2 separate regions of the Homo sapiens genome follow, and region 2 is linked to region 1. The links are chromatin contacts, found by Hi-C or POLR2A ChIA-PET in ENCODE. All regions are on one chromosome and are shown on one strand. The core of a region is the stretch at or near the end of the contact, and the rest is flanking DNA. Distances in the headings are between cores, read along the strand shown.

Region 1 (4,668 bases), core at 483-2,982:
GTTAACTTGATTAAGGTCATGCAGCTGGTAAGTGATGAAGCCACGATTTAAGCTCAGAGTTTCTAACCCAAAGTCCATGCACGCCCTTCTAGAAACCAATATCAGCAAATTTACTCAATTGTTTACACAGATTCTACCTTCATTTCCAGAAATGCTTCTTGTCCCTGATCTCATCCTATCTCCTCAAAATTCACTTCTGCCTATATTTAAAGACCCATACCAGATCCCTAGGCACAGCTTCCTGTAAGGAGCACACCACAGTTCTCACAGGGCCAGAGATCCCATGATCATCGGATGCGCATTCTCTGAAAGTAAGGGACATGCATTTGAGGACACAGGAATGAGTTCAGGGGACAAGAAGGGTATCTGGGACTCGCAGAAAAGAAATGTTAAGTTTCATTTATTGTCAGAATCAGCCTGGTTTCTTCTGGACCTGGTGTCTAATTTTATTTCAGCTGCTGCTTTGTGGATGTTGGGCTCTGTAGCCATTTACAAGTCCAGAGGGACCTGGGATGTGGTATGGTTTGAACCCACAAAACTGTTCTCTATTCCTTTGGAGAAGTGCTGAGCTGTGGCTGGGGAAGGCAGGCTTGGATACCAACTCAGCAACTAGCACACCAAAAAGGCACTTTCCCCTTACTGGGTCTCCAAGGATCTTGGCTGGTTGAGAGAGGGATAAGCCGGTTCCTCCAGCCCACATGGTCCTCTTCTTCCGCTCACAGTATCAATAATTGTCAAGATGTGCATAAAAGTGCATTGACCTAGTTGGAGGTTTCATAAATATAAATAAATTAAATGCTTATGCCTAAGGATGCCTGGGTAAGCATGGGGGAGAAAGAGAGAGAGTTACTCATGCTTGGATGGACAGTGAAGGGGACCCTCAGGCCTGCCAAGTGCAAACCAGAGAGTGCCAGGCTGTAAGGGAGAGGGGAATATCCGCAGGGCCCTGCCAGGAAGCCGGGCCCCTCCAGCTCCGGGGAAGGCTGGGCCTGAGTGCTCCTACTGTGTGCCCCAGTCCACGGGCTGTGGTGTCTGCGTAGGGATATTGACCCCTCAGTTCTCAGGCTGTGCCCTGAAGTAAATAAAGTTGAAGCACAAGAAGCCTGAGTGGGAGAAACATGGAATGATTTCAGTATTGATTTCCAAGAGGGAAAGAGGACAAAAGAATGCTAACAGCACTTCATGCTTTCAAAGTGTTTTCATAACATGATCCCATTTTATTCTCACAATGTGGCATAGGAGACAGGGATATTATTATTATTATTATTATTATTATTGTAGCACTAGCATTCCCATTTTAGAGATGAGAACATTGAGGCCCAGAGAGGTGAAGACATTTATGCAAGGTCACCCAGTAACCAGGTGGTTATCTAGTTCAAGAAACCATGGCCTTTCCCCTCCGCATGCTGATGGGCGGGGCCTGGACAGGTCTGGGACCCTCTCCCCTGGCCTCTTCTTCCCTACCCATTGTCAGTGCAGCTTCCCTTACCAGCCACTTGCACTGAAGACCCCTTGCCTCTGGTGTTCCCCCTTCCAAGTCCTCCCTGCACACTCCTCTGCCAGGCAGGTCTTAAACATGGCTTGTACCCCTCTGCTCAAGATCCTTCCTCAGCTCCCCTTCACCTATAGAACACTAGCCAATGTCTAAATCTGACAGTTTAGGCTTCGTGGTCTGACCTCATCTCGCTCCGCAAGAATCCCCTGCCCATCCAAATCTGAACGCCTGCCAGCCTTCTAGGCTCAGCTGCAGCCCCACCTCCTTGGGGATGCCTTCCCTGATTAGCCCGGCCTACGCGGCTCTCTCTTCTCCAGTCCCTGCCACAAGCGCCATTACCCTCCGTTCTGCATTGCTAGCCACCCCTCTCCCTGTGCAGGTCTGCCCTCCCCCCATCAGCCCCGGAGCCCTTGGGGAGCAGAAGCATCTGACACGCTTGACCAGATTAGGCCTGGAGAGAGCCTGGCTCCATCCCCGCCTAGCTTTGTGACCTGGGTCATTGTCCTGCCCTCTCTGCATCTTCATCCACAGAATGGGAGGAGGCTGAATCCACGAATGTCAGAAGTCCTTTCCAACTCCCACATTCCTTGTGATCATGGACCCCATCAGACCCTGGTGTGAAAGACTGATTCACTTTAGCGTTGCTCTTCTCCAGAAATTTGCATTTTAACAGGCACAATGCTTTCGGCCAAAGAAAAGAAGCTCTGACATTTGGAGTTGTGGGGGCAGGCTTCCTGGTACCCCTGTACACGGCCTGCAGGGGGTCATCTCCTCACGGCCAAAGGCCAAGTCTGCTTTGTGGAGATTTTCCTACTCCCCACCCCCTCCTCTCCTACCCCCCTGTGCAATATTAAGGGATCCTCGGGGAACTAAGAAAATAGAAACACATTTAAATTCTTTTCTGCTTCTGTCCCCTTGCATTCAGATGACTGACTCATGCTTGCCTCATCTCCCGGTCTCTAACTTTGGGCTCTAGCCCCAAGGGGCAGGGACGATGTCTTTGTTCTAGCTCCATTTTTGTGCCAGATCCTCAGACACTGGGATTCTTGGTCTGATTCCCCATCTGCCTCCACCCAGCCCCACCACCGGGATACAGTCCTTCCTATCAGCTTCTCAGGAGCCAGTGTCTACCCAAGATGGGATGTTTAGGAGGAAAAAACCAATCCCAAAGCAAAACTCAAAGCAAGCTTGTTTGTCTGCATTCAGGCCTGTATCAAGGAGTTGCATGGCACCAGGTTTGCCCAAATCCAGAGTCCTTCAAGGATGTCTGGCATCAACACTTGCTCGGCACAAAACTAGATCACTACTGTCTTGACCTTTGAGTCCTCAGAGCAAAGTTCTCAGCGCCTGGGTAGCTGCCGGCAGCTTTGCTAATTGTTCTGTGTTCCAAGTCAGGAAAAATCAGGCATGTGCATCACCTGAAGTGTTCAGCCACTTTGGTTGGTTTTGTTTTTTAAGGTGCCAAGTTGAAGTGGACACTTGGGTTGGTTTTGAACGGCTGTGAACGTTGCTTGCTACATTTGAACAGAGAGGATGTGGCATATTCAACTGCAATATAGTGGCATAGAGCATGGGCTCTGGGCAAGTGACTCAGTCTCCTTTTCTGTAAAATGGCTTAACAGGAGTACCCACCTAGTTCACAGAGTTGTTGGGGAGATCAATAGGATCATACAAGGAAAGTACTCAGAATGATACTTGGCACAGGACAAGTGTCCAATACATATTAGCTCTTATGATTATAACATGACTTGAAGGCATCGAAAATATTCCCAGTTAGTAGTGAATGGCCTGAGTCTTTGCTACAGTCTGATTTTGACGATCTCTGTCCAGATTATCCTTGTAAATATTATCTCCCAGGATTATTCAGGGCCTCCTCTCTTCATAGTCATTCAATCCTTCCACGTGACTCGCCTCATTTTGATACTCAGCAAAATGGAATTAGGAATTCATACTTTCTGTCCCCCAAAGTGCACTTCAAATCAAATGGAAAGGATTTGGGGGGTTTTCTGCTATTTTTTTTCTTTTTTTTTGAGATGGAGTCTTGCTCTGTCACCAGGCTGGAGTGCAGTGGCATGATCTCAGCTCACTGCAACCCCAGCCTCCCGGGTTCAAGCAATTCTCTTGCCTCAGCCTCCTGAGTAGCTGGGACTACAGGCGCCCACCACCACGCCCAGCTAACTTTTGTATATTTAATAGAGATAGGCTTTCACATGTTGGCCTGGGTGGTCTCCCTCTCCTGACCTTGTGATCCGCCCACCTCGGCCTCCGAAGTGCTGGGATTACAGGTGTGAGCCACCACACCTGGCTTATCTGCTATTTTAAATGAGCAGTTTCAGTTCCTACAAATATATCTGTAAGCATGTATAAATCAGAACAGCACTGGTATTTAAGGGATGCCATCAGGACGATGGGGGTGTGACCCAATTGCTTGCTAATGGAACCCCTGTTGATCCTCACTCACTGCAATGCAGGATGTAGCTGGCTGAGGAGGGTGGGAGAACTGGTGCCTCTGTCTGGGAGCACAGAGAGGAGGAGTCGCCAGGGCCAGGGACCCACTCACTCCTGGAGGCGCCGCTGAAATGTCGTGGAGAACTTCTTGGCCATTTTCCTGTCAGAATGAATCGCACCTTTCCATGCTCTCACAGTATTTTTGTTGATACCATGCGCCTTGCACTGACTGTCCTGCTGAGGACCCTGAGGGCAGCATGGTCTCTGATTCACCCGGGATCTGCAGCATCCAGCACCATGCCTGTTGCAGGGGGCCCTCCATAAATGTTTGCTGCTAAAGGCATGAGGGCCCTTGATGGGATCTGCCACTTCCAGGACCCTAGAATGAGGGAATCCGAGGATACCCTGGACCAATCCCTCCTTTTGCAGATCTAGGAAATAGGCCAGGGAGCAGAAGTGACTTTCCAAGATCACACAGCTGGGGGCAGAGCTGGGACTAGAATGCAGGTCTCTTGACTCTGGTCCTAGGGCTGTATTCTCTACATCTGCTTTCCATCTTAACCCCCTCCTCCAGCCGTGAGCAATAGAACATGGCTTGCACTCTATGGGAGGGTGGGAGGGGAGGCTGGGGGCACCGCCTCCAAGGCGCATGTAACAGCTGATCCTTCTGCATTTTGAAGTGTGCCACAAGGAAGCCATCTTGGTGTAGGAGGACCCCTACCCCT
Region 2 (4,878 bases), core at 1,177-3,676, 230 kb after region 1:
GGATGAGTCTTTCTTGACCAGGCCTGTCCTAGGCTCCAACCCTGGCCTTGCCCCAAATCCCAGTACCTACTTCAGAATGATTTGGGGGGTGGGAGATCTCCTCTGCCTGGGAGGAAATGACTCCCCACTCCGCCCAGCCTAAGAGCAAGAAGGGATGAGATGGAGCCAAGAACCTGGAGTCAGAGATTCACCGCACTTCTCATGAGCTGGGAGGACCAAGTCTCACCTTTTTGGTCTGTGGAAGTGGGAACAGAACACCGACCCTGCAGCGTGGCTGTGAATGTCTAAGGAGATGGGCAAGTTTTCTCCGCAGAGTTGTTTAGCTAGAGAAGGTCACAGTACCTGCCATGGCCAGCAGGTGTCGCCCAAAGACTGAGTATGAGAAACCTTTGGGCGGGATGGGGGCTCCTCCATGGAGATTATCTTTCAATATTAGATACAGCTGGACTTGGAAGAAGTGGAAGAAAATTCAGCCTGAAGGGTTTCTCCTTTGAAAACTCAGTCTGGTTCTGGCTTTCGTCGGAGTTAAAAATTGGAGCTTTGCAGTTTTCACCCAGGCTAGAGTGCAAAGGCGTGGTCTCGGCTCACTGCAACCTCCACCTCCTGGGTTCAAATGATTCTCCCACCTCAGCCTCCCGAGTAGCTGGGACTACAGGTGCATGCCACCACACCCAGCTAATTTTTGCATTTTTAGTAGAGATGGGGTTTCACTTTGTAGGCCAGGCTGGTCCTGAACTCCTGACCTCGTGATCCGCCCGCCTAGGCTTCCCAAAGTGGTGCGATTACAGGCGTGAGCTACCGCGCCCGGCCTGCAGTTTTCAAAGTATGCTCACATGAAGATACCACAGCAAGACAGACATCAATATCCGCATGTTACAGATGAGGAAATTGAGGCTTCAGAAAGAGAGTGACTTGCTAAAAATTATGCAGGCACTAAATGACAGAGCCATTAAGTGACAAAATATAGAATTAGAAGGCCTTCGGACTCTATATTCTGGGCAATCTGCCGACACATTCCTATGGGTCAAACCTTTAGGAGGAGTCCTGAGACCATGGCTGGGCTGTCCCTGCCCCTCTGGAAAAGATAATAGGCGCATGCCCGAAGCCCCTGGCATGCGACATGCTATCCCCTGAGAGCATTTGCCATCTCTGGGTCTCAGTGGCTCCGAAACCACACAACTACACATGCACACAGGCACAGGTGAGGTGAAGGAGAGAGAGATCCCAGACTACAGAATCCGGGATCTGTATTTTCTGTTTCCCAGTATTTGGATGTAAGAAGCTTAGCATAGGTCTTGGGGCTGGCATTTGGGAAATCCTGAACTAGAAGATAAACTAGAAGGTTTATGTTCTGTAGTTTCATAAACACTATCCACTTAAGCTTGTCAAAAACACTAATACAGTGTCTGGCACATACTTGATAGTCAACAAAAATTTGCTGAATAATAAATGGCTGAAAAACACGCAATCACCCAGCCCAGCAGAAGCCTTGGTGAACACTGCTTCATCCCTCACCCACTTTACATGTTCGCAGCACTTTGTGGCGTACATATCTCATTTACACACATGATCTCGTTCAATCTCTTTAATGAGTTGGATATCACAAACCCCATCTCACAGATGAGAAAACTGAGGCTCCGAGACACTAAAGGACTTCCCCAGGGCTGCCCAGGTGGTCAGTGACCGAGCCAAGCTCACGCCCACGCCTGTCTACCCTGCTCTAGCAGCTCCGTCACTGCCCCGCCCCTGCTTCATATCATTTCCACTGCGAAGCTTGAGAGGAGGAAAAATCCATCCAGAGAGAATGAATCTTCCAGATCCGTTGGGAATGCCTCAGATTTAGGAGAGGCGACCTCAGGAGTTTGCCCTGAGACCCCAGGCTCAGGAGAAGTCTTGCCTCATTTGGCGAAGGGGCTCAGTGCAGACCTCCAGGGTGGGGCAGGTCCTGGGAGGCCAGCTGCCGCGTCTGCACTCCTGGAAAGTGCAGTGTGGGAAGGGTGGGAGCTGTGGGAAGGGAGGGGAGCCCTCCTCCCCGCTGTGCCTGACTCCTTGGGCGTGGCTCTGATGGCTGGAGAGGACAACCCGCCTCCCTGGCCCACTACTGGATGTGTCTCTGCGGTCCTCCGCGGAAGGAAGCTCCAGGCCTCCGCACTGGGAACCTGGTGTCTGCCTCCCCCTAGTGCCACAGGACAGGATGGTGGCGCCGCAGGCTGCTGTGCAGTACAACATAGACGGCGGCCACTCAAATTCTCCACTACACAGGTCCTGCCCTTCACCCCAGTCATGTCTCGCAGTGAAGCCGGAGGCTGGGCTCACTCCCTGCCCCAGCCTGTGTCCTTGCCAGCCTCTAAGAACTACTGGAGGGGACCAATGGTGTCCTCCAAAACAGACCTCTGATTCTCAGCTGAGGAGGCTGAATCGCCGCGCAGCGCTCCAGATGCTAGGTCCACCCACGCAACCCTCCTGGGTTGCTCTGCTCCTCCCCAGTTCCAGCTCAACTAGCAACGCACAACACACACAAACTCACACAGTCACATACACACTCACACTCACTTACACATTCACATACTCTTACACACACACACCCACACACTCACACACACATTCACACATTCACACACACGCATATTCACATACACACATTCACACACTCACACATTCACACACACTCATACACACATTCACATACACACATTCCCACACTCACACATATTCAAATATTTTCACACACATTCACACTCACACACATTCACACACTCACTTACACATTCGCACACACATACACACATTCACATACATACATATTCACATTTCAATCTTGGCGCCACACTTCAATCTCTCCCTTCTCTTAATTTCAATTCCTTTCATTTTCTGATAGAGACAAAGGAGACACGTGGACCCAAAACTCCGTGGACCCAAACTCCGTGGACCCAAAACTCCGTGGACTCAAAACTCCAGCGCCCTCTGGGGGAGGGGCAAGTACCCCTCAACCCCTTCTCCTTCACCCTTAGTGGCAAGTCCCGCTTTTCTAGGGGGCAAGAACCCCCAATCCCTTATTTCCGCACCCCGACCTCTTATCTCTGTGTCCCAATCCCTTATTTCCGCACCCCGACCTCTTATCTCTGTGCCCCAATCCCTTATTTCCGTGCCCCAACCCTTTCTCTGCTTTTCTGGAGGGCAAGAAACCCCCACCCCCTTCTCCGTATCTCTACTCTTTTCTCTAGGCTTGCCTCCTTCACTATGGGCAAGCTTCCACCTTCCATTCCTCCTTCTTCTCCCTTAGCCTGTATCCTTAAGAACTTAAAACCTCTTCAACTCTCACCTGACCTAAAATCAAAGTGTCTTATTTTCTTCTGCAATGCCGCTTGACCCCAATACAAACTCGACAGTAGTTCCAAATAGCCGGAAAACAGCTCTTTCAATTTTTCCATCCTACAAGAGCTAAATAATTCTTGTCGTAAAATGGGCAAATGATCTGAGGTGCCTGACGTCCACGCATTCTTTTACACATCAGTCCCTTCCTAGTCTCTGTGCCCAGTGCAACTCGTCCCAAATCTTCCTTCTTTCCCTCCCGCCTGTCCCCTCAGTCCCAACCCCAAGCGTCGCTGAGTCTTTCTAATCTTCCTTTTCTACAGACCCATCTGACCTCTCCCCTCCTCGCCAGACCAAGCTAGGTCCCATTTCTTCCTCAGCCTCCGCTCCTCCACCCTGTAATCTTTTTATCGCCTCTCCTCCTCACACCCGGTCTGACTTACAGTTTCGTTCTGTGACTAGCCCTCCCCCACCTGCCCAGCAATTTACTCTTAAAAAGGTGGCTGGAGCTAAAGGCATAGTCAAGGTTAATGCTCCTTTTTCTTTATCCCAAATCAGATAGCGTTTAGGCTCTTTTTCATCAAATATAAAACCCCAGCCGAGTTCATGGCTCGTTCGGCAGCAACCCTGAGAAGCTTTACAGCCCTAGACCCTAAAAGGTCAAAAGGCCATCTTATTCTCAATATACATTTTATTACCCAATCTGCTCCCGACATTAAATAAAACTCCAAAAATTAGAATCTGGCCCTCAAACCCCACAACAGGACTTAATTAACCTCACCTTCAAGGTGTACAATAATAAAAAAAGTTGCAATTCCTTACCTCCACTGTGAGACAAACCCCAGCTACATCTCCAGCACACAAGAACTTCCAAACGCCTGAACTGCAGCGGCCAGGCGTTCCTCCAGAACCTCCTCCCCCAGGAGCTTACTACAAGTGCTAGAAATCTGGACACCAGGCCAAGGAATGCCTGCAGCCCAGGATTCCTCCTAAGCCGTGTCCCATCTGCGCGGGACCCCACTGGAAATCGGACTGTTCAACTCACCTGGCAGCCACTCCCAGAGCCCCTGGAACTCTGGCCCAAGGCTCCCTGACTGACTCCTTCTCGGCTTAGCAGCTGAAGACTGAGGCTGCCTGATTGCCTTGGAAGCCCCGTAGACCATCGCGGATGCCGAGCTTTAAGTAACTCTCACAGTGGAGTGTAAGTCCATCCCCTTCTTAATCAATACGGAGGCTACCCACTCCACATTACCTTCTTTTCAAAGGCCTGTTTCCCTTGCCTCCATAACTGCTGTGCGTATTGACAGCCAGACTTCTAAACCTCTTAAAACTCCCCAACTCTGGTGCCAACTTAGACAACACTCTTTTATGCACTCTTTTTTAGTTATCTCCACCTGCCCAGTTCCCTTATTAGGCCGAGATATTTTAACCAAATTATCTGCTTCCCTGACTATTCCTGGATTACAGCTGCATCTCATTGCTGCCCTTCTTCCCAATCCAAAGCCTCCTTTGCGTCCTCCTCTTGTATTCCCCCACCTTAACCCACAAGAGACCTCTACTCCCTCC

The links. A loop is a pair of places that touch in the nucleus more often than their neighbours do. ChIA-PET counts read pairs that join two places held with the same protein, here RNA polymerase II (POLR2A).
Region 2: a loop to region 1 is called in a map of DLD1, with 3 times the contacts of the local background. The contact joins two enhancer-like sites. A Hi-C loop is called at or near these places in 1 of 168 maps with a recorded cell type or tissue (DLD1). POLR2A ChIA-PET finds 5 or more read pairs at or near these places in 1 of 52 experiments (WTC11).

Annotation. Positions count from the first base shown.
Region 1 is chr11:117,581,744-117,586,411 of GRCh38, forward strand. All of the region lies in intron 3 of DSCAML1 (DS cell adhesion molecule like 1), which reads right to left. Among named protein-coding and RNA genes, the nearest start is that of DSCAML1, 210 kb to the right of the region's middle. Within about 2 kb of position 1,733, at least 2 of the 41 ENCODE cell types and tissues checked have a DNase peak (open chromatin) inside an H3K27ac peak, as active enhancers do.
Region 2 is chr11:117,807,310-117,812,187 of GRCh38, forward strand. It overlaps a transcript of DSCAML1 not described here. Among named protein-coding and RNA genes, the nearest start is that of DSCAML1, 13 kb to the left of the region's middle. RefSeq lists enhancers at 2,097-2,166, 2,217-2,266. Within about 2 kb of position 2,427, at least 9 of the 41 ENCODE cell types and tissues checked have a DNase peak (open chromatin) inside an H3K27ac peak, as active enhancers do.